3 separate regions of the Homo sapiens genome follow, and regions 1 and 3 are each linked to region 2. Evidence: chromatin loops called from intact Hi-C (ENCODE). Cell type or tissue: A673. All regions are shown on one strand. Links, peaks and the distances in the headings refer to the core of each region. The heading gives the core; the rest is flanking DNA.

Region 1 (10,464 bases), core at 1,705-9,704, 1.1 Mb after region 2:
GTATTTGTAAACTGTATGGGAACTAAAAATTAGGAATAAAGCCATTTTCTTATTTTAAAGAATGGTCACATTTAACTTAGCCTGAGGGTAAAAGTCAAAAGTTGACTTTTATCCACTCTAAATAACAAATGATTAAAAATCCAGCGAGTCCAGTAAGCTATATTTCAAGGGGTAAGACCTTAATAATATAGCTCTTGTATATCCAAACTGGCAGGGTTCCTTTAAAGTACATCCAACCATTATAAACTACAGTACTGTGTAAGGGACAGTACTAAATAAACCATCTTAAAAACATAATGTCAAGAAAATAGATATATACCTGGATTAGGCATACTCATATTTAGAGAGAAAATATTCTAAAAATTATCTCTATATAGTACATTATTTCATCCAAAGATATACCCAGGTACTTTACAGTGTGATTTTACACTACGTAATATTAGGTTGGTGTAAAAGTAATTGTGATTTCTGCCACTACTTTTGCACCAACTTAATAATTTTCTTCCAGAGCAATGCATTCTTCCTCATTAATAATGGACACTAACTACATGCACTAGAAAAAATTACAAAAAAATTGTATAATGACACCCAAAATTCACAGTTAATGGAAGAGCAATATTCCTAAAATGTGTAATTTTCAACCATAGGCAGACTTACCACAAAGTTTCTAAAACAGCTTCAGCTTCAGAACCCCTCTATTGTACTGGTACTTCACAAGACCCTGTACTTAATTTGTATTTCTATTTCAATACTGTTTTTAAACAGGTTCCCCAAGTTGTATAAATGCAGATCCCCAAATCTTTTATTTATTTATTTATTTATTTATTATTATACTTTAAGTTTTAGGGTACCTGTGCACAATGTGCAGGTTAGTTACATATGTATACATGTGCCATGCTGGTGTGCTGCACCATTAACTTGTCATTTAGCATTAGGTATATCTCCTAATGCTATCCCTCCCCCCTCCCCCCACCCCACAACAGTCCCCAGAGTGTGATGTTCCCCTTCCTGTGTCCCTGTGTTCTCATTGTCCAATTCCCATCTATGAGTGAGAACATGTGGTGTTTGGTTTTTTGTCCTTGCGACAGTTTACTGAGAATGATGATTTCCAAATCTTGCATACGCCCCTGATTCGAAGTTTTCTCAAGATAAGGCTTAAATGGCAAAGAAAGAAATCTGAAGAATACAATGGAGGAGGGAAACTACAGGGTAACCTAAAGTAGAACTCCTTAACTGATAGATTTATTAGACAAGTTTCTTCATGTAGCTATAGGGAAAGCAAAAAGAGCTGCTGACCTGAAGGCACTAAGATCTGGCATGCTAAGCATCCCTTTCTTGCACAGTGGGCAGGTAGAGTGGAGAAACCATGCCTTTGAGAAGCATAACTAGCCTCTGCCGCCGTGAGAAAGTCGTGCAAGAGGCTGAGAAGCAGAAGGCAGAGCCAGCTGGCTCTCAGGACAGGGCAGATATGTAACTGGACCAGACTAGTGCACCAGTTAGGCTTCACCATTACATACTACTTCGTATCTCTAGTCCCTCATCTACAAAATAGGAGCATCTACAAAATAATCCCTGACTCAAACTTTCTTCTCATGGATTCTTAAAGTAAAAAAGGTCAGGAAAGTTCTAAAAGAACTTCAGGCAAAGTTTCTAATATCTCCATTCCCAATTTTCTCATTAATAGATTACTCGGCAGACTGTTAGGTAATTTTGAAAGTTACATTAACTCTTTTAGGCAAATATAAATTAAGGTACAATTAGTGCACCCTAGTGGCCTAGAAATGTTGACAGTTCTTTAGAATCTGGTAACCTGAAAAGAAATGTCTAGAAGTGCATTTTCCCTGGTAGACTCTGACTCTATAAATAATATAATTATTTCACCATTTTCAGAACGTAGAGTGAATCATCTAAAAGAGCAACTAAGAGAATCCCCATCACCTCTCAGTTCAGTTATACTGCAAGTGCTTCCTTTATAGGATCCTTTTAAAATGGTAAGCATATGTCTAGTTGTCTATTTTAAGATACTGAGAAATCTTAGCTATAACAAAGTTGTATTATCACATATATCTAGGAATAGAAAATGCCAGATTCTATCTGGAACCCTTTTTCATGAAATATTTATTAACATTTTATCTGGAGGCAAATATTCCTCCCAAGAGTCTGCAAAATCACTTAATAACATATTTTTGTATTGTGTTTTATTGGCCTCATCTATTCTTCTTTAAAGAAAGAAAAAGCTGGCATCTTGAGCTTCTTATATTTCCTCTTCAGTTCCTAACATGGTCCTGAAATACACACTGGTGGATCAGTACATGCTTATTGCTTAAATTGATTAAATGTTTAAATGGCAGATAAGTAAGAAATAGCAAAATAATAGCCATTAACATTAAAATACTGAACTACAAAATATTTACATGTTTAAAAGTGGTATCCACATTCCACATATATTTAACTTGCCAGAAATAAAACCAACAGAAATTGCACCATATTTATGGGTAGATTCTAAAAATGGGGATAGGGATGAATGATAGCGTCTTAGAAACACACCACTTGAAGAAATACCCTAGGAAGCTCAAGAAAGCAACTAAAGAAATTTGCAGGGTAAACATGCCCAATAGCTATTATTAAGAATTCTATAATTATGTTATTCAAACAGCTTACTTTGTGCACTATATGGTTTAATTACAAATAATAACCATTCATGAACGAGCTTAAAATTGTTCCTGCAAATGTATGCTATTCATTCATGTAAAAAAAATTTTTAAAGAGCTTATATGTATGTGGCACCACATTAGTCTCTGCAGAGTATAAAAACATTGGTACTTAAAAAGTCAAAACTATTGGTTGGTTTGATTAAATGCCAGATAAGTGATATTGATAAGGACTACTGGCTAGAGTAGCCAGTGAAGGAAGATGTAACAAAGACGTATAATTTAAAGTAAAACTTAAAAGATTCAAAAGTTTGGCCAAGTAAAAGCACCAAGTAAGCCACAAATTCCAGGAAAAGGGATCAGCAAAAGTAAGGACAATAAGGAAGGCATAGTCATGAGATATTGACTAGGTCAGTCTGGTTTTTAGACAGAGTACATGTTAACAGACTCTATGATGGATTTAAAAAGAAATTGAAGACAGTTTTAGCAGGCTTTGAACATTACAAGAGGGATCCATGAAAAGTTTCAGAATAAAAACTAAGATAATATTAGAAATGGTAATCTGACAGTGACAGGAAGGAGATTTTAGAGGTTTGAGGACGTGGAAGAAGAAGAATACCCATAAAGAGGATCTTGCAATAACCCTGCCTGAGGTTTCTAAGGACCAGATGATGCTTATAAAAATCTTGGGGAGTAGCTTTTAACATACCTATGCAGTCAACTTTCCTTTAAAACAAACTTATTTAACTGCTCTGTTCTAGACAAAATTACCAGACAAAAGGAATTCCTGAAAATGAAAGTATGTGTATAAAAGAAATATTATCCTGTTGTATTTTTATTTGGTTTTCATAGGTCCCTATAGAAACCCATATTCTCACATTCTTTAAGCCTACAGAGAAGGACAGGAAATAATGACAAAGATTTCAGTAAGAGTTTGCCTAGAGCAAAATAGTCACTGCCACCCATGATCTCTATTAGGCATCCCCTTGATAGTGATTGGGACCCATCCTGAAATAGAAGACTGTGCCACTTATTGCTCAAGTCACAGCTATACTTGATATAGTCACAGAGCCTGGAGAATCTGTTGTCAATTATTTTCAGTCCTAACCAGCCATGAGATAACCCCAGCAGAGGAGAGAAAACAAGCACACGCATTTTTTGAAAGCAGGTTTATGATCCCCACTTGTATTCAAAAGATTAACACTTGGATATCCACCTATACTAGAAGCACATGGGACCAGGAGTAAGTAAAGGTCAGCAGAGCAGTAAAGATTTAGCAGGTGAAACCGATTGTTTACAAGTCTAATCTTTGTGGAAAATAAAAGAGTGTTTATTGTACCATTCACTTTCTTCTCTTTCAACACATTTAAACTATGTTCGAAATGAAATATATTATAAATCTTCAATCGGTCTTGAGTCCTTTTAATTTAACTCTCAGGACTCAGAAACTGGATCTTGCATATTCCTATTGGTGTTTAGTACGCTTCAGTAACCCCTACAATATTGGAAATAATGTGATTAATAGTAATGATCCTGTGTTACTTCTCATGGGAGAGGCTTAATGATATTGCACAGGAAGTTTCATGGTGTTTATGTTAATCTTTTACGGGGGTCCACTTTCATCTCCAATTTCTATCAGGAAATGACTCTTCTTGCCAAAACAAGTTTCAAACTTCCCTTCTTTCACATGGGCCCATGAGAACACTTATCATGCCCAAGACGGCTGAGGCACATGAGGGAACTCAGCTACAACCAGAGAGCATTAAGTTTAGGTCAAAAATATTGCAGTCAAAAGGCCCAGAGGTAGCATCTTACAGAAGCCAACTAGAGTGAGGCAAAGGTGCTATAGAAATAAATTTATAGTCAGTACTTAAAGCTTTGCTTATGCTCTTGCTCAAAGAATAGAACTATGTCTTAGTTAGGGCCATGATGAAAGAGGATGGCCCAACAAAGACCATAGAAATTATCATTTCATGTCATATCTTAGGTCCAAGGACAGGCCTAGATGAATCTGAAGTATTCTCATGGATTTCCTGGTTAAAGGTCTCCATCAACTAACTGGTGATGAGGAACCCACTGTTTATCCTTTACAATCCATCTTATTTCAGCATTCATAGTACTTATTTTAAAAATGAAAAAATAAGCATTTTCTGCTGACTGGACATCTTCATAAAGCCCAGGTTAAAAAAAAACAAAAAGAAAGAAAAGAAACTCTTAAAAGTGCTATTATATACAGATAGTACTGTGGGCTCCTGTGTGACTTTTAGGGAATTCAAGATTCTATGTCTCCATAGGCCTAACCAGGTAAAGAAATCCTCTTATAGAACGATGTCTTTAAAAAGTTGCTTTATTTCTTTACTCCTCATGTGCCATAACTTATCAATGCAATCAATGATTACTCTCCAAATATAAATTAAAGATGATCATGAGGATCCCACTGTCTTTCTTTTAGAAAGAACTACACAATATGGTAATTAGGAGTGTGGATCCAAGCCATTTGTCTTCATTTCAGTTTCTCAATTCTCTTTAATGCAACATAACCTTTTATTTGTTTCCTTATTTTTTTATGTGTCAGTGGTTTTTCAAATACTTCTATGTGTGCTACAGAAAATGATATTGGTGTCAGGAGCTGCCACTAGTTTATATTATCTAATTTCCTTGCGCTGTCAGTTTCCTTACCTAAAACATAAGATGACTGGATTACATCAGTGGTTTCTAGTGCCGGACTTCTATGACACCAGTGCAGGAGAGTAGAGGCAACAGTGAAAGGAAAGTGAGGGAATGTCAACGGCAGGGGCCTCAAAGCTGCCTCCTCCCTGCAGCTTAACTACACAGCTCTCTTTTTATTTTACCCTTTCAGCTGTTTTAGAAACTAGGGCTATGCCTATGACTTCACTTGGAACAACAACAACAAAAAAGAGGTCCACTTACAAAAATAATTAAAAACCAATAAACTTTTTTTCTAAAAAGTCTAAACTTTCCATTTCTAATTAATTGAATTATTAAAAACATTCAAGATGTTAATAGCTTAGGCATGACTTTTAGCTACACTAATAAAGGTAAGGCGATTGAGACAGAAGCAAGTAGTCTAATCCCAGATCACATAACAAATGATTGTATGACCAGAATCCAAACCTCCTAACTTTTAGTGCTTTATTCGCTAGCATCACACAATAGCAAGGCTGTTGCTGTACTACCCACAGCTAAGGCATGCACTATTCCTATTAAAGTCTATGTGGCTGCTGCCCCCTGGAGTTGTGCAAAGTGACAGGCCTGCAGAACAATTCAAAATGGAAATAACTCTAAAACAATTATTACATGCTACATAGCCTCTTTAGAATTAGTTAACAAAACATCCACATATTTCAACTCCATATTGTAAAAGGGACAGCTTTCCTCTCTTGAAAAGTTTGTATAAATATAAAGCACTAGTTTAAGTATCAAGTGTGAAAACAAGGAAGTGGCCTTAAATCTTGATTACAGAATTGGAAAATACGGCAATTTATTTAATAAATATTTCAGAATAACCAACAACTCAGAAAAAATAAAAGAGACCATAGAACAATTCTGAAAATAATATTTTGGGGAAATTGCCCTCAAATACAAATGCCTTTGAGTTAATAAGCTCTTTATTTCATTAGACAGGTACTCTTTTGATAGAGACAGTTTGCTAGAAAGTTTACATTATGTTTCTTAATATAGGTATACATGTTTTAGATTACATGTGCAATTTAGATTACATCTATAAAAACAATTTAGTGGAATGTATCTCAATATCAAAGACTTTAAAGTTATTTTCATAAAACTGTACAGTGCAGAAATAGTGCATTATATGCATTTCTCTCCCAGGCAGAGAAGCCAAGTCACAAAGAGATGCAGTGAGTTGCTGAAGGTATTAAGAAACTCGAGAACTGTCTCTGCAAGGTAGAAATCCTGATTTAAACAATGTGACTACGTCCCATGTCCCATTTAACCACAAAATAGGCAATTAAAGTCTCCCTCAAATTATGTTGAAGACATACAGTTTCAGGAAACATTGACCTACAATTTTTTCATAAAAAGGGGTTATTTTTCATTATAAACTGAAAACTCCAGTCAATAGCTGTATTAGAAATCATAAAAAGTAAGGTTTTAACTCTGACTGCCAATATTTATAATACTTCAGAAAATGAGTATTAGATAAAACATGTAATTTGGTTCCATATGGTGAAATGTAACATAATAGAGCATCTCTAAAATGATATAACCTGGAGAAAAGTTGTTAATATGATTAAATTCTACCCTGCACAGGATACTCAGTAGATCACTGTAAAAGATAACAGTGGAATATGCTTGGTGATTAATTTCTGTAGAACAGATGTAGGCTTGAACCTCTAAAAACTAATTTCAGTACAAATATTAGCATCTCAACAAAGCAGTATCTCTCAAAACTGGTAAAATTAAACAGAGCAAGTACCAACAAGTTTGTAGGTATCAGAAAATCCGTTTTGATCATTTATTTCATTTATGTTTTAGGCACTTACAAACTATACATGGATATCCAACAGTAGCAGAACACTATAATATAAAGCCAAAACTTATGGCTATTTTTAAGAACATGTTAACTTTTCCTAATAACCAGCTTGATATAACACAAAAATAATACCGCTTTAAAGCATTGCAATGTTTAAGCCATCCTAATTCAATTTATTGTCTAAAATATGCACTGTGCATAGCCATTAATCTCAAGGTGGCTCTAATCAAGCTTCCAAGAGTACTTAGAAAGAGCACAATTCATTGCCTCACTAGCATTTTTTAAATAGCAGTGGTCCACCTTCCTTCCTTGGTCAAGAGGGGAAAAGAAAGAAAGAAAAAGGGTAAGAGGGACTTCTCTGTGGAAAGGTTTGGCCTTGGAGTCAAGGCTTTTAAGATGTGCCAGTGATCTTGGATCGATGCCTTTTTATTTTCTTTCAGGAATAAATCTGAGCAATGGAATGGCTTGTGATTGTCTGGCCAACCAGCCATATCAGATTTATCAGAAAGAATGAAAACTGGCTCAGAGGACTCCTGCAGTGGCTGAGTGGCAGGTTACTGGGAAAGACACAAACAAAAACAATATACTTAGTGGCGGAAGGGAAAATATATATTAACACATGTAAACTCAATAAATACTAAGATGTAAAGAGAGAATCTATAGTAACAGAAAGGGTGAATGCATAAGACAGATGATAAATAGTACTTCTATTTAAAAACCAAAGGGATGAAAGCTCATGAATACTACATATTTGAATCCACTTTGAGGAGGAAATACGATTTTCCATCAAATAAATGCAAACTCTAAAAATCAGCCAATGCAAACTTACTGTGTTCAGGTTAGAATAAAAAATGCATAAATCTTCCACAAAGTTCATGCTCTGATAAATATTCTAATGTAATTTCTTAATTAAGACACATTTCCAGTGACTAAATGAAAATATATATATAAAGCAGTAAGTGCCTTGATTTTCAACAAAATTTCACTTTCTATGCATACATGATTAAAATAAATAAAAGCAGTTGAGTTTAAGAGCAAAAAAAAGGAATACTGATATAACTGGAGTCATTTCATCACAACAGAACAGTTATAGTATTTCCAAGCGATTTGCAGTTATACTAACAGATATTTATTTAGACATATTGTGAAGAAAAAAATAACACCTTCTTCTAAAAAGCCCCCTTTTATATATATATATATGAGAATTTCAAATTAAAAAGAAAACATTGTACCGATAGATGTGCTTACAGTAAACACTTGTAAGAAAGAGAATTGATGCTTTCTTGAAAATATATTTAACACCTTTTTCACCACTTAACTTTTATTAACATTTTTCTTCTCAAATGAAAAATAACCCCATGATTTTGGAGATATAATGATGTATCTTAAATATGTACGAAAGCTATATGTACTTTTATAGAATGAAAAGCAAGACTGAGTTACCTGCAAAAAAGAAATGGGAACTGAACTTGTTCATCGTTTATCTACTAAGGTATATAAGAGTACCACCTCAATGCTACTATACATTTTCTTCAATACCAAGGCAATATTGATAATTTTCCATTATACAAGGAAGACGAATTTTAGAACCATTCCTTTGGTTAGCAAAGGCTTTATAATTGCCATATAAAGGGACTTTGGCTATATCTAGATATATCTAAATAAAATGCATAATTGAAAATGAGACAAAGTCCTTTAGAATTTCTAAAAAACATCCTCTCTAATGCTGAATTTTTTTCCAAGCAAAAGAAAAAAGAGGTTCTCTTCTGTTACAATTAAGAAATATCTTAAAGATCTATACAACAGCATCCCCCGCCCTATATTTTTATTCTGTTCACATAGAGCAGTAAATAAGGTGCATTCCTTCTGCTTAAGAAATTAGCATTTCAAAAATATGCCACTTTCCCCTGAACTCCAAGCGTGTCTAATAATGCGAGAAGCAGATTGTCTTCCCTCGTTTCCTTAATTTGTTTCATCTAAAAGCAATTCACTCAACATCTTGTCGCCCTCTGGCAGCTTAGTTTACTTATCCGCACTTAATTTCTCATTTGGACCAAAACAAACTCCTCCAAACTGCTACTGACTGCTAACCGCGAGAGGGGAGACGCGCAATATGTATTTAGTTGGGAACACACAGCCACACACATACATAGGCACAAACACACACAGCCTCACTCATACCCCAGACAGTAACTTGTTTTTATAATAGCACTGCATTAAAACCAGCTGAACTTTCCCTGCCAGGTGCGGCAGGGTGGGGGTGGGGGAGGATGAAAAACGAAGTCCCCCGGGGCATTTACAGTTTCCAATGGATCACCTTAGTATGCGTGTTGCAATTATACCAGGGATGCACCCGAGAGCTTTTCTTTGTGCGGCCCTTTCATCTGGATCACTTTGTGTTTTGAACAAGTGAGGCTCGCCTTTGTGCCCCCAGAATTTCAAGTACAGAGTCACACACGGAACAACAATGGCACGCTAATCCTCGCGCTCTAAATGGGCTCACTTGTGGGTCTGACAATTCGCCCAGGGAAACGAGAAGAGACGAAGCGAGGGCGCGAGCTAGTGTCGCCTGAGACGAGGAAGAGGACAGCTGCAGAACTAATTTGGATTACATTCCTTGCAGAAATTCTGAAAAGGGCTTTTCGGCATAGCTCAACTCGGAGCCGCACAGTTAATACCAAATTGCTGCGGACTCGGAGCGGGGTCCCCCAGTGGCAGAGGCTGAACCAGACAGCCCCCAGTAGGTCGCCTCGTAGAAATTCCTCTCGGCTAAGCCTGCATGTCGGTCGCCAATGCCTTTGAATGGGTCAATGTGCATAATCAACCCATTGAGGGAAAATATGAAGGGACTCGAAGTGGGGAGGGAGATAAAAAGAGATGTATCTAAGAGGCCGCTTGGAATGTCAAGTCCGTGTTGGTGTGATTCCGGAGGTGGCTGGAGCGCGGGACCTGGTATGCGTGAAGAATTTCGGAGTAATTGGGAGGGTGCAAACGGCCAGCACAAACGCCTCACATGTGCCATTCGAAGGTCATTTTGAAAGACTCGATAATTGTAACTTGTTATTTACTAGGCAAAGGAGGCGGCGGCGGCGGCGGCGGCGGAGCGGGAAAACTACAGCTAGCCGTTTTCTTGGTGAGGTCAGAAGGACACCCTCCGGGGGCCTAAAGCGCTCCCTATCGCCACTCCCGGGGGCTTTATCACCTCAAGCTACTTCCCACGCTCCAGTCACCATCCCTGGATGGTTTCGGAAATCTCTCTGGCTCTCCAAAAGGCACCCCTTGGCCACGTCAAGACACCGG
Region 2 (10,464 bases), core at 1,579-9,578:
GTATACCTCTAACATCAACTTTAATCATCTTTACAAATTAAAATTATTTATGTCTAGATATTAATACTGATTAGTACCCAATAGTGTACCTCCTACAAGAAGCTTGATAACTAGTATTTAAGATATTGCTGATAATGTTTCTGAATTCCTATCAGAACCTTTTGGCTGAACTAGATAAAATTTACTTAAAGATAAGGTGCATTTTCATGTTATCACAGTATTGTTCTGAAATGTTTTAGACCGTGTAATATTAGTAGCAGAATACTGAAACTGGTATGAAAATAAGATGTTTCCTCAATAGTTTAACTGTTTTGTAAAATTTAATATTTTGTATTTCACAACCAGTGAAAAGTTCAGCTACTATTTTTATCTATTAACATTTGCAGTTAAGGCATAGGGTTTCATTAAATTAGGAAATGGTTATTCATTATAATATAACCATAAATTGAGCTCTAGCTCATGAATGTGCTAATTGTTCTTTTCTGCTGAGGATAGTAGCTTATATTCACTTTTAAAACTCAATAGACATAGTTCATATGCAATTTAGATTAAATCTGAGTATGAAATGGAAAGCACACATACCATCTGTGAAGAAATGCCCTTATCCCTAATTAATATGTATCATGTATTATAGCCCATTTTATTACTGAAGACAAGTTATAAAACATAAAGTTGAGTTTAATAAAAAGAAAGCTAATTTAATGGGAATGAGAAATTGCCTACAAGAATATTGTAGTTAATGGATACAATAGTCTTTGCCTAGGGAAGGATAACTTGATTTCCATGTAAGTTACAGGCCTGGATATAAGTGTACTTAGAAGAAGAGCAGAACAAGCCTCTAGAGGCTAACTAGGGAATTAACATTCAAGTGTTTATTGAGAATCTACTATATCTAGGTACTATGATATAATAGCAATAACTTATATAATGAACACTCATCTAGCGCTTGCTAAATGATAAACACTGTCCTAAGCAGTTTACACAACCCCATGAAGTACATACTATTATTATTTCCATTTTACAAATAATGAAACTGAGGCACAGAGATGTTAAGTGACTTTCCCAAAAACACACAGCAAATAATAGAGTTGGAATTTTAACTGAGGCAGCCTGGTTTCAGGTCTAAGGAATACATGTGCAGAACTGGGATTAGAGAAATTATGAAACTTGGTGAGCCTATGAGAGAGCTAATGGAGGTGGGCAGAAATAACAAGACAGAGAACTTGATGTGGGGTAAGGCTGGAGGAGTGTGCAAGGGCAAACCTGCAGGATCTTGGAGGCCAGGCTCAGGATGTTGACTTTTATCTTAAGAGTGATAAAAGTCCTTGGGATGTATAAACCAAGAGCCTGGGAATAACATGATTGGATTACATTTTGAGAAAAATCTCATTGGCTACAGTGTGAATGATTGATTACAGAAGGAAGATAAAAGTGAAAATGAGAGTTAAGGGGTTATTTCATACTCTAAGTGAGAGATGATGGCAGCCCGGACCAGGGTGGTGCTAGCAATGGTGGTGGAGATGGAGAGAAGTAATCGATTTGAAAGAAATTTAAAAGCTACTATCAACATTACTTAATGTCAAATAAAATAGGAGCATGAGAGAGAGGAAGAAACAAGGATAACTTCAGTTAGTGCTACTGATTGGATGGTGATATATGCAGGACTAATGTTTATATTATTCAGGTTTCAGTTTAAATATTATGTCCTCGGAGAGGCCTTCTCCAACTGTTTGAATTAAAGTATCATCCACCCCTCCATAAGTCTCTAAACCCTTACCCTGCTTTATTTTTCATCAGAGCACTTATGACTACCTGACAACATATAGGCATGCTGTTACTTACCTGTTGTCTGTTTCACTGACTACAGTGAAGGCACCACGAGGAGAAAGAATTTATCACTCATATTCATGCTGTATTCTCTACCCTTTAGAACAGTGCCTTGCATATCGTAAGTGGATAATCAATATTTACTAAAGGAATAAGTGCATGAACATGAAGGCTGTCAGAATATGTACGATAGTTAAGATCGTGGATCTGGGTGAAATCTTTCACAGAGATGAAAGTGAAGAAACACACGTAAGCAATAAACAAAAGAAAAACTCACAGGGACAAAACTGAGATGACAAAGTTAGGGGCATGGAAGAAGGCCCAGCAAAGAGCAGTGCAGCAGAAATCCAGAGTTTCAAATATGGAATGACTGTCAATGTCAAATGCAAAATGCTAGAATGGCATTGTAAGAAGAGGACTGAAAAAATGCCATTAGGATTGGCATTTAGGAGGTCATTAGTGATGTTGTTGATAAAAGTTTCACTTAAGCATTCAGGACGGAAGTCTGAATAGTAGTTTGGACAGGAAATTGGAGATGAAAAAGGAAAACAGTATTTGTAGACTATTCTTTCAAGAGGTATGTCTGTGAAAAAATGAAGGGAGACAGGGAACTAGCGAGGAATTAAGGGAGGCAGGATGTAGAAAGAAATATTATATAAGGATTGATACAGAATCCAGAAATATTTCTCAATGGTGGTCATGAGAATTTGGTCAAGAACCTAACAAAAAACAAAAAGAAAGCCCAACTATTCCTAGCTAGGGAAGTGGTGGGGAGGGAACAGCAAGGGGAGGAAAGGGGAAATAGAAAGCCCTAGCATATGAGCTAAGCTACAGTGAACTGGTATAAACAACAAGGTCAAGGTAAATGCAACCTCTGGCAGACCTTCCAATAAGAAGGGTCAGTAAAATTGTTTATTCCTGTAGGCTAACATAAAGAACAAGTTTTAGACTACTTAAGGCTGTATAAAAGGATCCTGTCTCAAAACCAGACTTTGAAATAGTTTTCTTAATAGTTCCAAGTAATTTGTCATGCCTAGCTCAAGTGCTGGGCAAATAGCAGGTACTCGAAAGTATTAGATACTGGAAATATCAAGTTATCAGGAGTAAACTTCTATTAAACTTGGCTTGTTTTGTCTTATCATCACCATCACATTTCACTGCGAGTAGAAATTTTAGAAAAATCTCTTTTTCATTTGTAATTATTTTGAAGTGACATTCCTTCCAAGAAATAGCTTTCCTCCTATATATCCAGCACTCATACACTGCACCTGATTTGAAGATGAACAAATATATTTCTGCTTAAGAATTTTTGATTTCTGTCTCAGATAATACATTTGTAATAAAAATAAACACTATTTTTTTTTGAGATGGAGTCTCGCTCTGTTGCCCAGGCTGGAGTGCAATGGCGCGATCTCGGCTCACTGCAACCTCTGCCTCCCGGGTTCAAGCGATTCTCCTGCCTCAGCCTCCTGAGTAGCTGGGATTACAGGCACGTGCTATCACGCCCGGCTAATTTTTGTATTTTTAGTAGAGACAGGGTTTCACCATGTTGGACAGGCTGGTCTCGAACTCCTGACCTTGTGATCCACCCACCTCGGCCTCTCAAAGTGCTGGGATTACAGGCGTGAGCCACCGCCCCCAGCCAATAAACTCTATTTCTAAATGCACCCTATTTCTTACCATTTTCTTCAAAATCACTATGTATACTCTTTCAGTTATTACCCCATATGTCCTTTAATGGATGAATTAAATATTGATACACTAAAAAAAATTAAAATAGCTCTGTTACCAACTATCTCAACCTCTATCAAATTATCTATATTGATATTGGCCAAAATAATATTGATATATAAATATTACCAGATAATTTCTTTGAAAATCTTCTTCAGGTCTATACATTTCATAGTATAGAACCTTAATTACATTTCAAAGACACCACACTAGTTAGGCACTTCACTGGGTTTTACCTGAAATATCAGTGTCATGTTAAATAATTGATTCTAATAATAGTTTATTATTGAATATCAAACAATTGAAATCAACATAAAATTTGTGCAGTAAAGTATGTGTGATTCCATCTCAACAAAACGATAAATAATTAGTCTCTCAGAGTGTTTTAATATAGTTAGAAAGAAGCCATTGAAAACTGAATTATAGGACTTTTTCCTTCCTTTTTAGTATATTGAACTCACACAAGTCACCTTTAATTTCTTTTCTCTACTACCAGATTGCAAGGAGAAAATTCGAAGCCTAGCTTCTCAAGGATTTGCTGTTTCTTTATTAATTGTTATATGTGCGTTTCATTCAAAGTACTAGGTAATGCTTTCAGCAATGAAATGGTAACACCTCAAGAAAAGGGTAAATTAACATCTGATTAAATAAAATTCATATGCTCTCATTTAGTAAGAGTGCAATTAAATTCATGTCTTTAAAGTTTAAGTTATCTCAAGTCTTAAGCTCATTTTAAAAGTATAATAAAAATACTAAAATAGTAGATATTACTCAGGGTCACTACGTAACACAACTCCACAGAGCATTATTTACACAAAAATTTTGGTTTATTTAATTTCATCATGCTTAAAACCCCGCTTTAAATTTTTTTGATGTTCCTCTTTTTATACTGTAGTACTATTTAATATCTTCACTAATGAATTATCATTTTAAAAAGAGGAAGAGAGAAAGGAAAATGAAACAGCACATAACATGTACAATGTGCTTTTGACTACATGCACTAGACATATTTTCAAATGAAAATCTCTAATGTTTTCTTAAATCCATTTCATAGCATTAGAGTGCTTTGGATCGTAACTCCATAGACATGTGTTATAAATCAATACTATTATCTCATTCACAAGTCTGTAGCAGACAGGCAGACGTGGATCCCAGGATAATAGACGTATTTGGTGTTAGATCAGGCTGACATTAAAAAACGTGTCTATGGAATCTAAACAATAGATTCACTTGCTGTTTTGTAGAAAGTTGTTTGTTTTAACATACTTATACCTCTCATTTCACAAAATGCACTAGCACTGCTTCAGAAACCTGTCTAGGAAAAAATACTAAGCTACTAAAATTTAATAGTAGTTTTAGGAATAGTAAAAATACAGAAACTGTATATATTGTCATAAATGGAGAAAGTCCAATGTTCAATCAACTACATAAATCTAATTTTCATGAGAGTACAAAGGTATCCAAATGTCTCTGGAAAAAAATTGCAAATAAATCCCCAGATACGTAGCTATAATTGTACTGTATAGATTCCCTATGCTCCACAACTAGTAAGATACATTCTATCAGTTTTTTCTTATGAAGCTAACGTTGTGATTAACATTAGAATAAGTCAAGCCCTTTTCTTTTGCACCAATCTAATATTTGTATTAAAATTATGTATTGACTAAATATGTGGAATATCTTCCATTAAGAATATTTGTAACCTGAGAACACTTTGGTAGAGAATATAAATTATAACCTATTAATCCTTAAGAGCTTATAAATAAAAGCTTAGAGGCATCAATCAGTAGGATGTTGTTGTTATATTTAAGACATCACAAAATTGAAAATAAATTCAGTTTAGTCTAAATCCATGTATTCTCTGACTCTATGCTTTACACTTCTTAGATAACATTTTGAATGCAGCATTAAGAAAATCAGGCACCCAATTGCACTGATGCTAGAGACCCTCAAACATTAAGACTGCTAGAGCAAATGCATTTCTCTCTCTCTCTCTCTTTAAAGTAATTTAGGGGTTTTTAAGGTGATGTGAGTTAATGAAGGAAACCAGAATTTTAAAGAGTACAAGTGACAAGAAAAAGTAACAGAAGATGTCAGTCAGGGGGTTATTGGTTTAATTTTTAACTTTACATCTCCTATTCCCTGTTTTAATTGGGATGATTGTAATTGATGTTATTTAGTGTCTGGAAAGAGAGAACCATGAGAGCTCCATTAGCCTTCTTGGGATAACAAGCAAAGGTAATAACTTTTCCTATTAAGCAAACAAAGACTGTGGCCAACTCTCATTTGGCTTGTCAGTGCCTCCCCGCCAGGACGGTTCTGCCTCCTCACTTGTGTAAGGAGCCGGCTGGCTGGCCGGCACACAGGATGTGCTGTCAATATTGCCTGGCGAGTTTTAAAATCATTTTCCAAATGAAACCCTTTAAAAATTCTATGAACCATTCTTTTGCTGAATGTATCAGTCTTTTGCTACTTACAACAAAGAATGTGCTTTATCTTCAACGGTGCTTCTCTGTCTTTAGTGTCCGTTTTATTTCTGTCCCCAATAAAATTCATTAGCACAGTAGAACAGAAATTACTCTGTTTTAATATGATCATCTATTTCAATAGAAAATGCTCTTACACACAGATGGCTTACATTTTTTGAGTGTGTGAAACACAAAATTTAGCATTGCATAATCTACTAACTGCAAGTCTCTGATGGACTTATAATTATGATTTCCTACTAGCTGATTTGAGAAGTTATTTCTGTAGGGAGTTCAGTGGACTTCTTATTTGGATGTCATAAATACTTAAATATTCATTTTCCATGAGTTGCCAGGGACAATGGGTTCCCAGCAGTGCTAAACAGCTCTCTGAACAGTAGGTGGCAGCACTGTTCAGCTGCCTTTTGTTTGGTTTTATTTTGCCAATTGAAATCAGTTCCTTCACCATTAGAACAAGGGGAAAAAAGGGAAAAGCTTCAAATGTCTATATGCTTACATATAAAACCCACATAAATCTCTCATAATTTGGGAGTGCAAATTAAAATGATTACTTAAGAATCAAAATGACAAAACAGTTCATATTATGTTTTCTCCCTTAGCTTGTTCTATGTGATTGCTTACTTTTAATTTTGCCTGTTTTTCACTATTTGAAGGAAAAAATTACAAACATAAAATATGTCCACAAGTGAAGTACTCTGCACTTAAGTACTTCTACATCCATAGTTGCTGCCAGTTTCAAGAGAGAGCTTCTTCGTGTCCTCTCAAATGCTCCACAATTTATACCTAATTTTATCAGTTCCAGGAGTAATAAATTGATACCTAATTTTATCAGTCCCAGGAGTAATAAATTTTCCTCTTTCTAAAGAGTAGCCAGAAGTCTCAGCCAGTTCACAGCGTAAAGTTTCCACTTCTTGAAGATTCAGGCATTAAGTATGTGATAATTTGGTCATTTTACTTAGTATCACATACTGACATACATATACAGGGTTTTGCATGTGCACCCGAACATACAAACTTATTGTGTATTGACTGATGAGGAGCCTGAGTGTGTGAAGCCACCTATGATAATGAGGAATTTGAAGTCTGTTTTATTCAAGTCTACTGTTTTTTCATTTGTTAACTAAGTGATCCCGATAACTACCTCACAGATTTGAAGTGAGAAATGAATGGGGCACAGTATATAAGGCATTCTGTAAAAGCAATAATCCCGTTGTTTTATTATTCTATGTCTGTGTTTTTGCTAGACAGTACAATGTAAGGACAAACAATGTAAGGATATAATATACAATCTTATATCCCCAGCACTTGGCACAGTATCATGCAAACTTTAGGCACTCAGATATACTTCTGAATCAATGAATAATTGCAAATTTTCGAAACATAATGAGTTTATAATATAAATCAAGCTGGTTAATTTATTGAAGTAAATCCAAATACCCACTCATTTATTCAACATTCAAAGAGGTCCTCATTACTCTGAGCTCAAATTCTAGCAGATGAGGTGGATGTATTAAATATATATACATATATACGTATGCAAAATTTATATAAATATATGCCAGTGCTTTAGTCCAGTGGTTCCCAACATTTTAGGATCCAGGGACTGGTTCGTGGAAGACAATTTTTCCATGGATGTGGGAGGAGGGGAGAGGGATAGTTTTGGGAAAAAACTGTCCCAACTCAGGTCATCAGATATTAGATTCTCACAAGCAGTGCACAACTTAGATCCCTCGCATGCACAGTTCACAATAGGGATCCCACTCCTATGAGAATCTAATGCTGCTGCTGATCTGACAGGAGGTGGAGCGCAGGCAGTAATGCTCACTTGCAGCCCCCTTCACCTTCTGCTCTGCGGCCTGTATGGCTCTGTGGTCCTGGGGTTGGGGACCCCTGCTTTAGTCTATATGTGAAACATTGACATAAACTCATAAAAGTGACAATTTATATATGATACTTTGTTATTTATGAAGCACTTATAAATATACAAATTATCCCATTTAATCTTTTTAACAACTATTCAGTTAGAAATATTTAATACTGAGCAACCTGAGACTTAAGAGTTTAAGATTCTTAATTAAGATGGACTCGCTCTAAATCATCACCTCTTCACACTATACCATGTGAAAAGAACCCACAGGAGTAATCAGTTCTTGTGATGCACGGCCAATACATTATGGTTACATTAAGCCTGTACAGTATTCCTAGATTAAATGGTTTGAAATTATCTATTTAAAAATAATTACTTCTTTATAGATGTTAGTTTCCCCTTCAGTGTAATAGATATATTTATGCTCTATAAACTAAATTCCTCTACTCATCTATCTTGCATTGTACATTTGATGAAGTATCATATGTGTTAGTCATTGTAGTGACAGGCAGAAAGAAGCAATCATGTTTATTATCATTCCAAGACTCTCATTGAGGAATAGCACAAAAGCTCCAACTGCCACTTATCCTAGAGAGGTAGCAATATGTAAACATCGAACACTCAAGGTTAGAGCTGAGCCTTGAATATGAGCTGGTAGGGCTGAGGCCTTCACTTGAGTCAACAACTGCACTTGAATTTTGCACAGGGAGATGAGGGTCGTGGAGGAAGAACTCTTACATCATGCATGCCTAACCCACAAGGTTAAGGATAAACTGACAAGGAAAGTGATGTGGATTCTTCCTGCTTGTAATCCTCAACTATAAAGGCATTGCAAGAGTTAGATACATTCAAGGATGATGGGATTGTTATGATTTGGATTTTTATCCTAACTTTCTTCTATTGAGACTATTTCAACTATTACCACAGCCTTTCATGCAACTGCTAGAGACCAAACCACAGGTTAGAGGAACCGCTGGTCCACTGTGGGTATCACGTTAACTCACAAAATTGCATACCATTCATGTGCTACTTCAGATCCTTTTGTCTCACCTGTTTCTTGGGGCTTTGCTACTTTTTGATTTTGGCAACCACTTGCACTGACCAGGTCTTGTGGGCTCCAATCAGTGCAATAGATATATTTGTGCTTTATAAACTAAATTCCTCCACTATAGTGATATATCCATAGATATATCACTCTATATATCTTTCATTCTTACCTCCTGCTCTGGGGATTCCCTGTTGACACTGAGGTCACAACACTTGCCCAGCAACCATGCACATGCAACCTGGAAGAGAGGGGAGCTAGCCTACTGTACAATGAGCCTTTGACCAATGAGAGACAAGACAATGAATAATTTTTTTTTTTTTTTGAGACAATGTCTTGCTCTGTCACCAGGCTGGAGTGCAGTGGTGTGATCTCAGCTCACTGCAACCTCCGCCTCCCGGGTTCAAGTGATCCCCCTGCCTCAGCCTCCCAAGTAGCTGGGATTACAGGCACGTGCCATCACGCACGGCTAATTTTTTGTATTTTAGTAGAGATGGGTTTTCACCATGTTGGCCGAGATGGTCTCGATCTCCTGACCTTGTGATCCACCCACCTCAGCCTCCCAAAGTGCTGGGATTACAGGCGCGATCCACCACGCCTGGCCAACACTAAATAAACTCTTATACCTTTCTCCCTTCAAAAAACCTTTTCTGAGATGCAATTATTCAGATGACAAAAAAATTGTCCCAAGAGATGAGCAAAGCTTTCCCTGACTTCTGTTTTCTTGATATCGTACTCCATTAAAAAGGAAATAACACAGGTGCTTTTGCCTCAAGCTTTGCTTTCAGGGGAATCCAGGCTAAAACACACACTACTAACACAAATAGAAAATCCACATCAAATACACAATGAAATCCTTCAGCCATCACCAATACTTCCTGAATCTCCTGCAAACACTGAAATGAGCAAAGTCATAGTTTTCTGCAGCTCTTTAAGAAAGGTGTAAAAAAATGGTATTGATTCAACCAAATGCTCTGAAATAGAAAGCTTCCTCTTTTTGTTTTCCCAACATATTATAAAATGATTAAAATTATAATTTTATGGATTTAATTCAGAATTTTATTTCACTTATCATAAGCTTGTCTCATAAAAGCAAAAACTATAGAGAAAAACCTAAATCATAATATCTCCCCAATACAATACTTTTCTGTGTTTGAAGTTTCACATCACCTCAAATAATTGACTGATTATATAGCATGCATATGCTAAGTCAGCATATGTCAGTGTTCAGAAAATGTTGAAATGAGATTATTTATGTAATTTATAATCAATCTTGTTCCAAAAAAAGATTTAGGACCAACAACTAGAAAAATGCAATGTGGTCAACCAACTACTTCTATGGGGACACTTTCTCTATTTGAACGCCTCATGTTTCTTTCATATTTTTTCTATCAAAAGTGGTAATCCCACAACTCTCCTTCTCAGAAAATGGATCAAAACCAAAAGTGAAATAATCCAGGCACATTTGTCCCTAGGGAGGTGATACGGTTTAGCTGTGTCCTCACCCA
Region 3 (10,464 bases), core at 902-8,901, 280 kb after region 2:
CTTATTTCTAATGAAAGGTTCCCATAGATGGAAAGGCAGAGTCAGAGCTGGGTTGGTCTTAAACTAGAACGCTCTTTCCTATCTCATATTAAATTGCAGAAGAAATAAGTCAAAAATTGTTGCCTCACAGAGGAAGGCTTCATCATAAGCCTATATCCTAATTTTTACAGGAAAATAATTTTGCACTTTAAGGATTTTTCAATTCTTTTAACCAGCCACAGTGTATTATCTAACATATTTAAAAAGGCTCTCAGAGGTCTTTTTTGAAAAAAAAAATTAGACCTAGCAAAATGGAATTATCAAAAAGTATCTGGGCTTCTAAATGACCACAATCATACACATTTTCACAATACAAAATAAAATACGACTAATTTTCTTTTATTCCTAATTCCTAATTGGTTTGGTGATAGCTACTCTAAATAAACCGACCAGGCCATATCATGAAGTATATACCCCACATGTAAAATAACTGTTTAATCCAAAATGCAATAACCTCTGTCATTCCCCTGGAAAACATAGCAAATAGCTGTACAGTCGCTACTGAAATTGACATTCAGAGTCAGTTAATAAAAGTAGGGCCAGGCCGGACATGGTGGCTCACGCCTGTAATCCCAGCACTTTGGAAGGCTGAGGCAGGCAAATCACGAGGTCACGAGTGACCAGCCTGACCAACATGCTGAAACCCCATCTCTACTAAAAAAGAAACCCCGTCTCTACTAAAAAGTACAAAAATTAGCCAGGCATGGTGGCGCGCACCTGTAATCCCAGCTACTCAGGAGGCTGAGGCAGGAGAATCACTTAAACCCGGGAGGCGGAGGTTGCAGTGAGCCAAGATCATGCCATTGCACTCCAGCCTGCGTGACTGAGTGAGACTCCGTCTCAAAAAACAAAAAACAAACACAAAAAAAGAGTAGGCCCATATTTTGGCAGCTACTAATCAGGTTTGACCTGATGAATCCCTGGTGACCCACGGACTATGACATGATAATATTGTTAGTTGTGTCAAAGAGGTAAGGGATTCTGTCTAATCCATTCCTTATCACCACCTGCTTTATTCATTTATTTAATGAAGTTTTATTCAACCTATTTAATAAAGACATGATCAATGATTCATTGAGGGACCTTAAAGCTGATTATAAACTACACACTTGGTCACCAGGGAAATTCTCCCTTCTTAATAGGCTATTAGCATCTCCACAGTTTGTGAGTGAAGATTCAAAAAATAATATTGCCTTGTTACGTTAACTATAAAAATATTCTTGAGAGTGAGTAAGAGTTATTTTGCATATTCCTCACAGGCCTGTAGATATTGATTTCAAGGCAATAAAGGAAGAGTATGAATCTGCGTAAGAATACCATAGTATTTTTAAGAATATTTTTAAAAATTAGAATTGAGGTCTGCACCTTAAAATCTGCCTATAAATGATAGGCTGCAGATAAAGTAGTAAAAAAAAGTCATAATTATATCATAGATCTTTCATAAACCAAGAAATATGGAAAATTTGGTATTCAAATTTTTTAAATCACTGTGCATTATAACAGACATCTCCACATCTAACCTGATAGAAAAACAAACAAAAACCAAAAAAAAAAAATTTACTTTCTTTCTTTTGCTTATTCTAGTTCCCTATCCAAAATATTAGTAGAAGAAAACAAATATAATCTCTCTCTCACTCAATTTTGCAATAAAAATACCCACAGAAGGGCCAGGAGTGGTGGCTCACACCTATACACCTAGCATTTGGGAGGCAGAGGCAGGCGGATCACTTGAGGCCAGGAGTTCAAGACCAGCCTGGCCAACATGAAGAAACCCTGTCTCTACTAAAAATACAAAAATTAGCCAGGCAGAGGAAGGAGAATCATTTGAACCCGGGAGACTGAGGTTGCAGCGAGCTGAGATCATGCCACTGTCCTCCAGCCTGGGCCATGCAGCAGAAAATATTTAAAAAATTTTGAAAAAATAATAAATATTTAAAAATTTTGTCTCAAAAATATTTTTAAAAATTGAAAATACAGAATGTTAAAATTAAAAAAAGAACATCATATTAGGTAAACAATGGACAAATATCTGTTGAAACAATAAATACCATCAAGTCCAAATTTCTCATTTTATTGATGAGAAAATTAAAACTGAAATAAACTTACTTGTTTATGAGCAAATCTAAAGTAATGTTCAGACATCTCTAAGACAGATCACCACTTCTTCAGAGCATTCCAGGAAGTTTCTAGTTTTGATGAGGGTGAAGAATTGGGCAAACTATTAGTGGGTGTATAAATTGATACATGATTTTTTGAAGACTAATTTGTCTCTATCAAATTTGTGTATGTAAATTCACATGTGACCAAGCAGTTCTATTTCTAGAAATCTGACTTACAGAAGAATGTGCATCTGTGGACAAATATGTATAGAAAAATGTTCATTAGTTGTAACTGAGAATAATACAATGTAACCTAAATGTCCACTAATGAGGAATTGGTTAAGTAAATTATAGCACAACCATAACTAGGGAAATAGCTGTAGCATTAAAAAAAAAAAAAAAAAAAGCTGGGCGCGGTGGCTCACGGCTGTAATCCCAGCACTTTGGAAGGCCAAGGCGGGCGGATCATGAGGTCAGGAGATCGAGACCATCCTGGCTAACATGGTGAAACCCCATCTCTACTGAAAATACAAAAAAATTAGCCAGGCGTGGTGGCGGGCGCCTGTAGTACCAGCTACTCGGGAGGCTGAGGCAGGAGAATGGTATGAACTTGGGAGGCAGAGCCCCTGCAGTGCAGCCACTGCAATCCAGCCTGGGCGACAAGCGAGACTCTGTCAAAAAAAAAAAAAAAAAAAAAAGACGGATTGTTCTCTATGTCCTGAAATGAAAGGATTTTAAAAATATAATGTGAAGTGAAACAAAAGTGATAGACGAATAGACATGGCATACATATTTTTGTAAAACACACAGAACAAAATCCCACAACTTTTATGTGCTTATGTGTATATGTAAATATAAATACACACACATATACCAAATATTACCATAAAGTAATCACTTTATAAAAAAATGTAGGTTGAGGGAAGCATATTTACTGATGGGAAGGCATTATTATTTTTAACTTTATGACCTGAGTATCACATGAATTTAAAAAAAAAACTATACTAAAATAACCTGTGCATTTGGCAGAGCAAGTTAATTATCCCAGTGTTACAGATGAAGAAGTTAACATTTAAAAACTAGCTTATCCTAGGTCAAATCATAAGTTATTATCAAAGTGGAGTTTAAAATTAGTTTTCTGACTCCTATATATCTTCATTTACATGTTTTCATCAAGTTAAGAGTCACAAATAGAAGGTGCCTAAATGTAAAAATCAAAAGGACTAAAAGGGGAGAGGAAGATAGTTTTGGAAACTGTTTTAAATACAACGCCAAATAGCTAAAGTGATCAAACACGTGTCTGCATTACGTCTCTGAAAAACAGCTTGGCTGATGCTATTTTAACTACCATGATTGTGAGTGATGATAATGAAAACTAAGATATTACTCAAATACTCTTTAAATCTCAGACCCAGAGAGGGCCAACAATGAAAACTAAGATATTACTCAAATACTCTTTAAATCTCAGACCCAGAGAGGGCCAACACTGAAGTCTATACCTCAGAAAAAGAGACCTTTTGAGGAAACCATTTAAAAGAGTTATACCACAAGCACATTTTGAGTATATACAGAAGAATATGTTTTGCTTTTCTCCTCATAGAACACGTTTGGGATTATCTTCTTAAAAAAGATAATCAGGCCAAGCAGAGTGGCTCACGTCTGTAATCCCAGCACTTTGGGAGGCTGAGGCAGGAGGATCTCTTGAGCCCAGGCATTCGAGACTAGCCTAGGCAACATAATGAGACCTTGTCTCTACCAAAAAGAAAAAAGGAAAAACAAAATAGCCAGGCATGGTGGTGTGCACCTGTAGTCCTAGCTGCTTGGGAGGCTGAGGCAGGAGGATCACTTGAGCCCTGGAGTTCAAGGCTAGAGTAAGCTATGATTGTGCCTCTGTGCTCCAGCCTGGGCAACACAGCAAGACTCTGTCTCAAAAAAAGGAAAAAAAAAAAAAGATAATCATGTCCTCCTACAAGTCACATAATGCACCTTTGTAGTGTTTTTCAAACTTTTGATTTTTAAAAAATAACAATTTACAGTACAAATAACATTGTATTATGGCTCAGTACACATATCCTTGATGAAATGTTTTGAGGAATAATGCTGAGCCTAATCAGTGCAAGAGCATTTTGATACTGCCTTTTCTGGTCAATTTTATTCCAATGTATCTTATTTCAATAAAAATGTATTGTTGGGCAGGGTGTACTGAAGTGATTTTATAATCTACTAACAAGTTGCAACCAGCAATCTGAAAGCATTGTCTTATTGCATGAACAAAGGTCAAATTAAGAAATTAGAGAAACCGATCTCTGTGCTCTTCTTATATATGTACAGCAAATTAGCCTTCTAATGAATTCAGGAATTTAGAGCCACTGGTGATAAAATTTCCCTTTTCTGAAGTTTTAGGATTCTAGAGGATATGGAAAATCACTGCACAATACAGCCTGCCATAATGCCTTATCTTCAGAATTGTGCCATTGAGACTGACCATTCTCAGAGGTTTGTGCTTTTTATTCCCACCATAATTACTGGAAATTTGGGATCGTTCAGTCTGAATTTCTCCTACATGGCAGTATATTAAATTGTGGGCCAATACAAAACAACTTTTTGGATCCTCTCCAAGCAATATATTTATAGAAAATAATATAATCTATAGATATTAAAGCTTTTATGCATGATTAATATATTGATAAAAAAATTATAATCTCTCTGCTCAGGACAAAAGTTCGGAAGTCCTCAACATTTACCAAAAAAGTCATGTCGCGATAAAGAGGGTATTACTTATTATATTTGTTGTTACTTACTTTCTTAAAATTCTGAAATTACATATGCAGTACCTATTTTCAGGGAAATATAAGTAACTACAGATATGCAGAATTAAAAACAATTCATTTGTTCTCTTACTCCAGCAGTAACAACCAATGTCAACTTTTGAGTCTCTGTGAATGCTTGACATCCCTATTATGGTTCCACACTAGTATGAGAGTTAAGAGAACACAAAACACACAATTAAAAGTAATTCAAAATAACTCAGATCTTTACAATTTTCAAATCCAGGAAGGGGACACAATCTCCCTTCCTGCCTCCAGAAAATTATCCCATCAATCCACATTTCTCTACATGCAGAAATCTCATATTCTCCTCCTTCAGAACTTTCTCTAGTCCCACTTCTTCTTGTCTCTCCTACCTTATTTCCAGTGTATATACCGAAATGATTCATGAGGTTGGAATGAGATAATACATGTGAAACTGTTAGTACAAAACCGGCACAATGGATAACTACAGGAAGTTCTCTGGAGATGACTTTACATAATTTTGACTTTACATAATAGCTAATTTTCACTTTACGTAATAGCTGTGCCAGATTAGACACATTGCTTAACCTCTCTGTGATTTAGGTTTTCATCTATAAAATAAAAATAACAACTGTACTTACCTCATGAAGCTGTTACAAAGATTTTATGTATTATGGGAAATTATTAATTTGGAATAGTGCCTAACATGCAGTGAACATTATATAAATATTGGCTCTTGGTATTGTTAAGTAATCGATGAATGGTAGTTATTATCTCGCTTTATAGCTTGGTATTTTTAACTAAATATTATATCATTAACTGTCTTTTGTAGAAGCATAAATATGCTTCTGCTGTATTATTTTTTAAAGCTCTATATTATACTATTGTATGAATATACCCTGAATCCCCTTTCTAAGCTATTTGCAATGTTTGTATTTTTTACTATTATAAATACTGCTGTAATATATACTATGGAACATTCGTTTCATGCATATGATAATCTAAGTGTTAAAATAATACATTTCGTGGTTCAAGAAAATGCATATTTTTAAAACTTTGATACAAATGACTAATTAGTCTACATGGTGATTTTTACCTATTTATAATCTACCAAGAATAACTGATACTGTTCCAAGCTCATACTTTCTTTCTTACTAGGAGTTATCTGAATATGTTTTTAATTTATAAAGTTGTATGTCATTGATTATAAGTAATGTCAAGTATTTTTTGCAGATTTCTTGTATAAATGTTCAATTCTTTTTAATTAAAATTATTTTAAAAATACAAAACTATACTTAACTATAATGCAGTTAAAGTAATTTTTCCTTTGTTTTTGTTTTTTTTTTTTTTTTTTTTTTTTTGAGACAGAGTCTTGCTCTGTTGCCCAGGCTGGAGTGAAGTGGCATGATCTCGGCTCACTGCAGCCTCCACCTCCCAGGTTCAAGGGATTCTCCTGCCTCAGCCTCTTGAGTAGCTGGGACTACAGGTGTCTCTGCCACCACACTCAGCTAATTTTTTGTATTTTTAGTAGAGACAGGGTTTCACCATGTTGGCCAGGCTGGTCTTGAACACCTGAACTCAGGTGATCCACCTGCCTTGGCCTCCCAGAGTGCTGCGGTTACAGGCATGAGCCACCACGCCCGGCCCTCTTTTTTTTTTTGAGATGGAGTTTCCTCTGTCGCCCAGACTAGAGTGCAATGGTGTGATCTTGGCTCACTGCAACCTCTGCCTCCTGGGTTCAAGCGATTCTCATGCGTCAGCCTCCCAAATAGCTGAGATTACAGGTGCTCACCACCATACCCGGCTATTTTTTGCATTTTTAGTAGACAGGTCAAACTCCTGACCTCAAGTGATCCACCTGCCTTGGCCTCCTAAAATGCTGGGATTACAGGCATGAACCATTGTGGCTGGCCAGAAAATGATCTTTTTCTTATATTTTATTTTGTATTTGTTATGTCATGTTTAAAAAGGCAGTCATCATTCTGTAATTTTTATCTCTATATTTTTTCCTAGTACTTCCAGTTATATCACATGTTTTTAAATTTTTAATCTATAATTCATCAATCTGTATAGGTCTATCTAAATATAGACTATATATAGTCTATCCTATGCTCTTTAGACTTTTAATGTACTACCCATCTTATGCCTTTTGTTTTATTGTAGGGATCTAACATTATCTTATTCCATAAGTGAGCCATTTATTCATACTCTCTTTGTTAAATAATCTATGCTTTTGTCATTTTTAAAAAATGTCACCTTTGTAAAAACTAAATCACTGTAGACATTTGCCTCCAAATGTCTAACTTTGTTAGATTCCATTTAATCAATACCATTCTGAACCAGTTATACACTGTTTTAATAATTATTACTTTTTAACATTTTAATACTTGATAGGGAAAATGATTCCACAAGGTTATTCTTTTCAAACATCTGGCTATTTATTTATTTATTTATTTTGAGACAGAGTCTCGCTCTGTCACCAGGCTGGAGTGCAGTGGTGTGATCTTGGCTCACCGCAACCTCTGCCTACCAGGTTCAACCGATTCTCCTGCCTCAGTGTCCCGAGTAGCTGGGACTACAGGCACATGCCACCAAGCCCAGCTAATTTTTGTAATTTTGTGTTTTGGCAGAGACAGAGTTTCACCATTTTGACCAGGATGGTCTCGATCTCTTGACCACGTGATCTGCCCGCTTCGGCCTCCCAAAGTGTTGGGATTACAGGCGTGAGCCACTGCGCCCAGCCTCATCTGGCTATTTTATTAAATGTATTTTTAAGATATTCTTTAGAAAAGAAAGCATTGGTAATTGATTAAATATAGTTAAAAATATAGCTTAATTTTAGAAAAACTGACATTTTCAAAGCATGGGCATTTCTATCTTAGAATGCAGTAGTTCCCTATTCATTTAATTTTGTGGTTACATATTGGTGAAATATTGTAGCTTGATTCTTTTAAATTATCAGCAACTAGTTGTTAACATCAGAATCTGTCTTTTTTTCTGTTCCCTCATCCTCTCTGTTTTCTAGTCAATGAAATTACATACTTCTTAAATACATATAACATCCTTATTAAAGAGGAAAATAATTATCCTGTGTGACAGTTACTCAAGAAATACTGAAATCAGAACAAAACTTGTAGGTATTTCCGTGGTCATAATGCTCTATCAGCTCCGTTATAACAAAATTCATGGGTAAAAATATTTTAGATAGACCAAAAATAACTGTCTTCAGTGAGATAGTAATATATACAAATTATTTTTTAAAATATTTTTGTATGTTTTTATAACTCATCATAAATTAATAGAGTGACTATTTCTTTGGAAAGTGCCCATGGTAATGGAGAGATGCAGCCATGATAATATTATAAATTGTTGAGTAATATATAAAATTTATATTGGCTTCAGAAATGAAATCTTTACATGTCTGATATTTAGTGAACTCACATTTATTTTAATATAATGGACAAAAACGTGGCTTGGCACAAGAAAAGTTGACCTGTATCCAGTTACCCCTTCTTATCCTCTTTCATCTCTGTACTGTACCCCTTCCTATCCTCTTTCATCCCTATACTGTTTACTTAATTATTTCTTTTCTTTGTCTTTTTTTTTTTTTTTTTTTTTTTGAGACAGAGTCTCCCTCTGTCGCGGCGTGATCTTGGCTCACTGCAAGCTCCGCTTACAGGGTTTATGCCATTCACGTGCCTCAGCTTCCCGAGTAGCTGGGACTATAGGCGCCCGCCACCACACCCGACTAATTTTTTGTATTTTTAGTGGAGACGGGGTTTCACTGTGTTAGCCAGGATGGTCTCGATCTCCTGACCTGGTGATCCACCTGCCTCAGCCTCCCAAAGTGCTGGGATTACAGGCGTGAGCCACTGCGCCCAGCCTACTTAATTATTTCTTTAACCAAATTGATTAATTTGAAAAAGAATATAATACATTTCAATAATTTTAAGGCAAAACTTTAAGGAGAATATCTTTCTTCATGCTTGCTAAATTCTCAAACCGTTAGAGTGGTATGTAAGTGCTTGCTTTTCCTAGAATAAAATCTCACACTTCTTTCCATTTCTGTAGCCAAAATAGTATGGCTGTCCTATTCATCAGAAGCATGTCACATGTAGGTAATTTTGAAATTTTCTCTTTGATAGTCAAATATAGTTACTCTAATGACAGTCAGCTCTTCTGCTGTGAAGACACAAATAATTCAGAATAAGTTGTCATCACTACCAAAATAACAAAATTATTTTACTGGTAGAACTTTCAGATATATCTGACTGTTCTTCTCAATGTCCTATTAGTAATCCTTCAAATGTGGAGTATTCATTTTCTGATCCCTCTGCTTAGAATAGCTATCTGCACAACACCCCACAGTTTCCATTCTCTCAATCTATATCTGTATCTGTATAATCTATAACTATATATGTAGTTATACACACACACACACACACACACACACACACTAGATGACAGACAGATGATAGAGAGAGAGAGAGAGAAAGATAAGAGAACTTGTTGAAACTGAGGTTCTTAAATTGAGTTAGAGGTGGGACCAAATCTCTAGTTACCTAATGTCCCAGTTTAATATTCTTTTTGATCATTTCCAACATTCCTCACCTTTGTCTTGTATCTAACCCACAGTATGGCCACAGAACAGGAACAATTTTATATATACCTTTATGCCCCTGAAGCCCTTGGCTTGTCATTAAGTAATAGCTCCTGAATCCCATTAAACTGTAATATACAGAGTATTTTAAATATATACATCTCCTGTAGTTAAAATGAAACAACTTGTTCTTTTAAATCTTTGAGAAAAGTCATTAAATTACAACAAATATTATCAACTTATGTCAAAATGAAGAACACATCAGGGAAGATTTTTCTCATTTTCTACCGGTAAATTATTGGGGCACTTTTTGAAATGGTCAGTGTAATCAAGTAATTAGCTCATTGTAATGTTTACTTTAATTTTACAATATCTCCAGAAACCATAAATCCAAAAAAGGAAAAATGGGAATAATTGAAATCAATAAGAAGGCTTATGGATGTGCAAAGTTATTAGTAAAATACAAGGGTTTTAATTAAAGATGTTGGCGTGTACAAAGACTCGCTGTTATCCTGATTGATGGGGCCTGCTGGCTCAGCTCTTTCCCTGTTCCCCATTAGCTCCCACTTGCTTTTCTCTGCTCTAATTGGATATTTACCACATCGGCACCTTCTTTTTAAACAACATTTGTTCCACAAAGAATGTAAATACAATTACACTTTAGACAAATTATATGTGTACGCATGTGTGTGAGTATAATTAGTTTATTATCCAAATAATTTGTCATTTTGCTTTCACATTCTACAGGAAACTGTTGAAAATTTCATGGAGAAAGATACAATTTAATTTTCAACTGCAACATTTCTTGTTGAAATTTTGAGGAACAAAAATATATAATCATTTTGTTAGATTTTATTATTCTATTTCGAAGGAGTTCCAGATATACTTTTGAATAAATAAAAGGACATGTATATATGTATGACATTTTTCTTAA

What was found. Peaks named below come from ENCODE experiments on the same cell type or tissue, not always from the same donor. Only the 100,000 strongest peaks of a DNase experiment are listed, where the experiment ranks them.
Region 1: a loop joins it to region 2, with 2.9 times the contacts of the local background. A loop is called at or near these places in 7 of 110 quality-filtered maps.
Region 3: a loop joins it to region 2, with 5 times the contacts of the local background. A loop is called at or near these places in 4 of 110 quality-filtered maps.

Annotation. Positions count from the first base shown.
Region 1 is chr2:212,526,890-212,537,353 of GRCh38, forward strand. All of the region lies in intron 1 of ERBB4 (erb-b2 receptor tyrosine kinase 4), which reads right to left. Among named protein-coding and RNA genes, the nearest start is that of ERBB4, 6.7 kb to the right of the region's middle. RefSeq lists an enhancer at 10,444-10,464. In A673, for the core only: CTCF peaks have their summits at 1,771 (motif pointing left), 1,970, 5,899 (motif pointing left) and 9,209; DNase peaks (open chromatin) are centred at 3,692, 4,302, 5,872 and 9,262; H3K4me3 peaks cover 2,791 bases; H3K27ac peaks cover 4,058 bases.
Region 2 is chr2:211,449,005-211,459,468 of GRCh38, forward strand. All of the region lies in intron 20 of ERBB4 (erb-b2 receptor tyrosine kinase 4), which reads right to left. Among named protein-coding and RNA genes, the nearest start is that of CPS1-IT1, 840 kb to the left of the region's middle. In A673, for the core only: a CTCF peak has its summit at 6,414 (motif pointing right); a DNase peak (open chromatin) is centred at 6,427; H3K4me3 peaks cover 1,014 bases; H3K27ac peaks cover 2,211 bases.
Region 3 is chr2:211,732,096-211,742,559 of GRCh38, forward strand. All of the region lies in intron 5 of ERBB4 (erb-b2 receptor tyrosine kinase 4), which reads right to left. Among named protein-coding and RNA genes, the nearest start is that of MIR548F2, 690 kb to the right of the region's middle. In A673, for the core only: no CTCF peak of the experiment used is centred there; a DNase peak (open chromatin) is centred at 5,406; H3K27ac peaks cover 963 bases.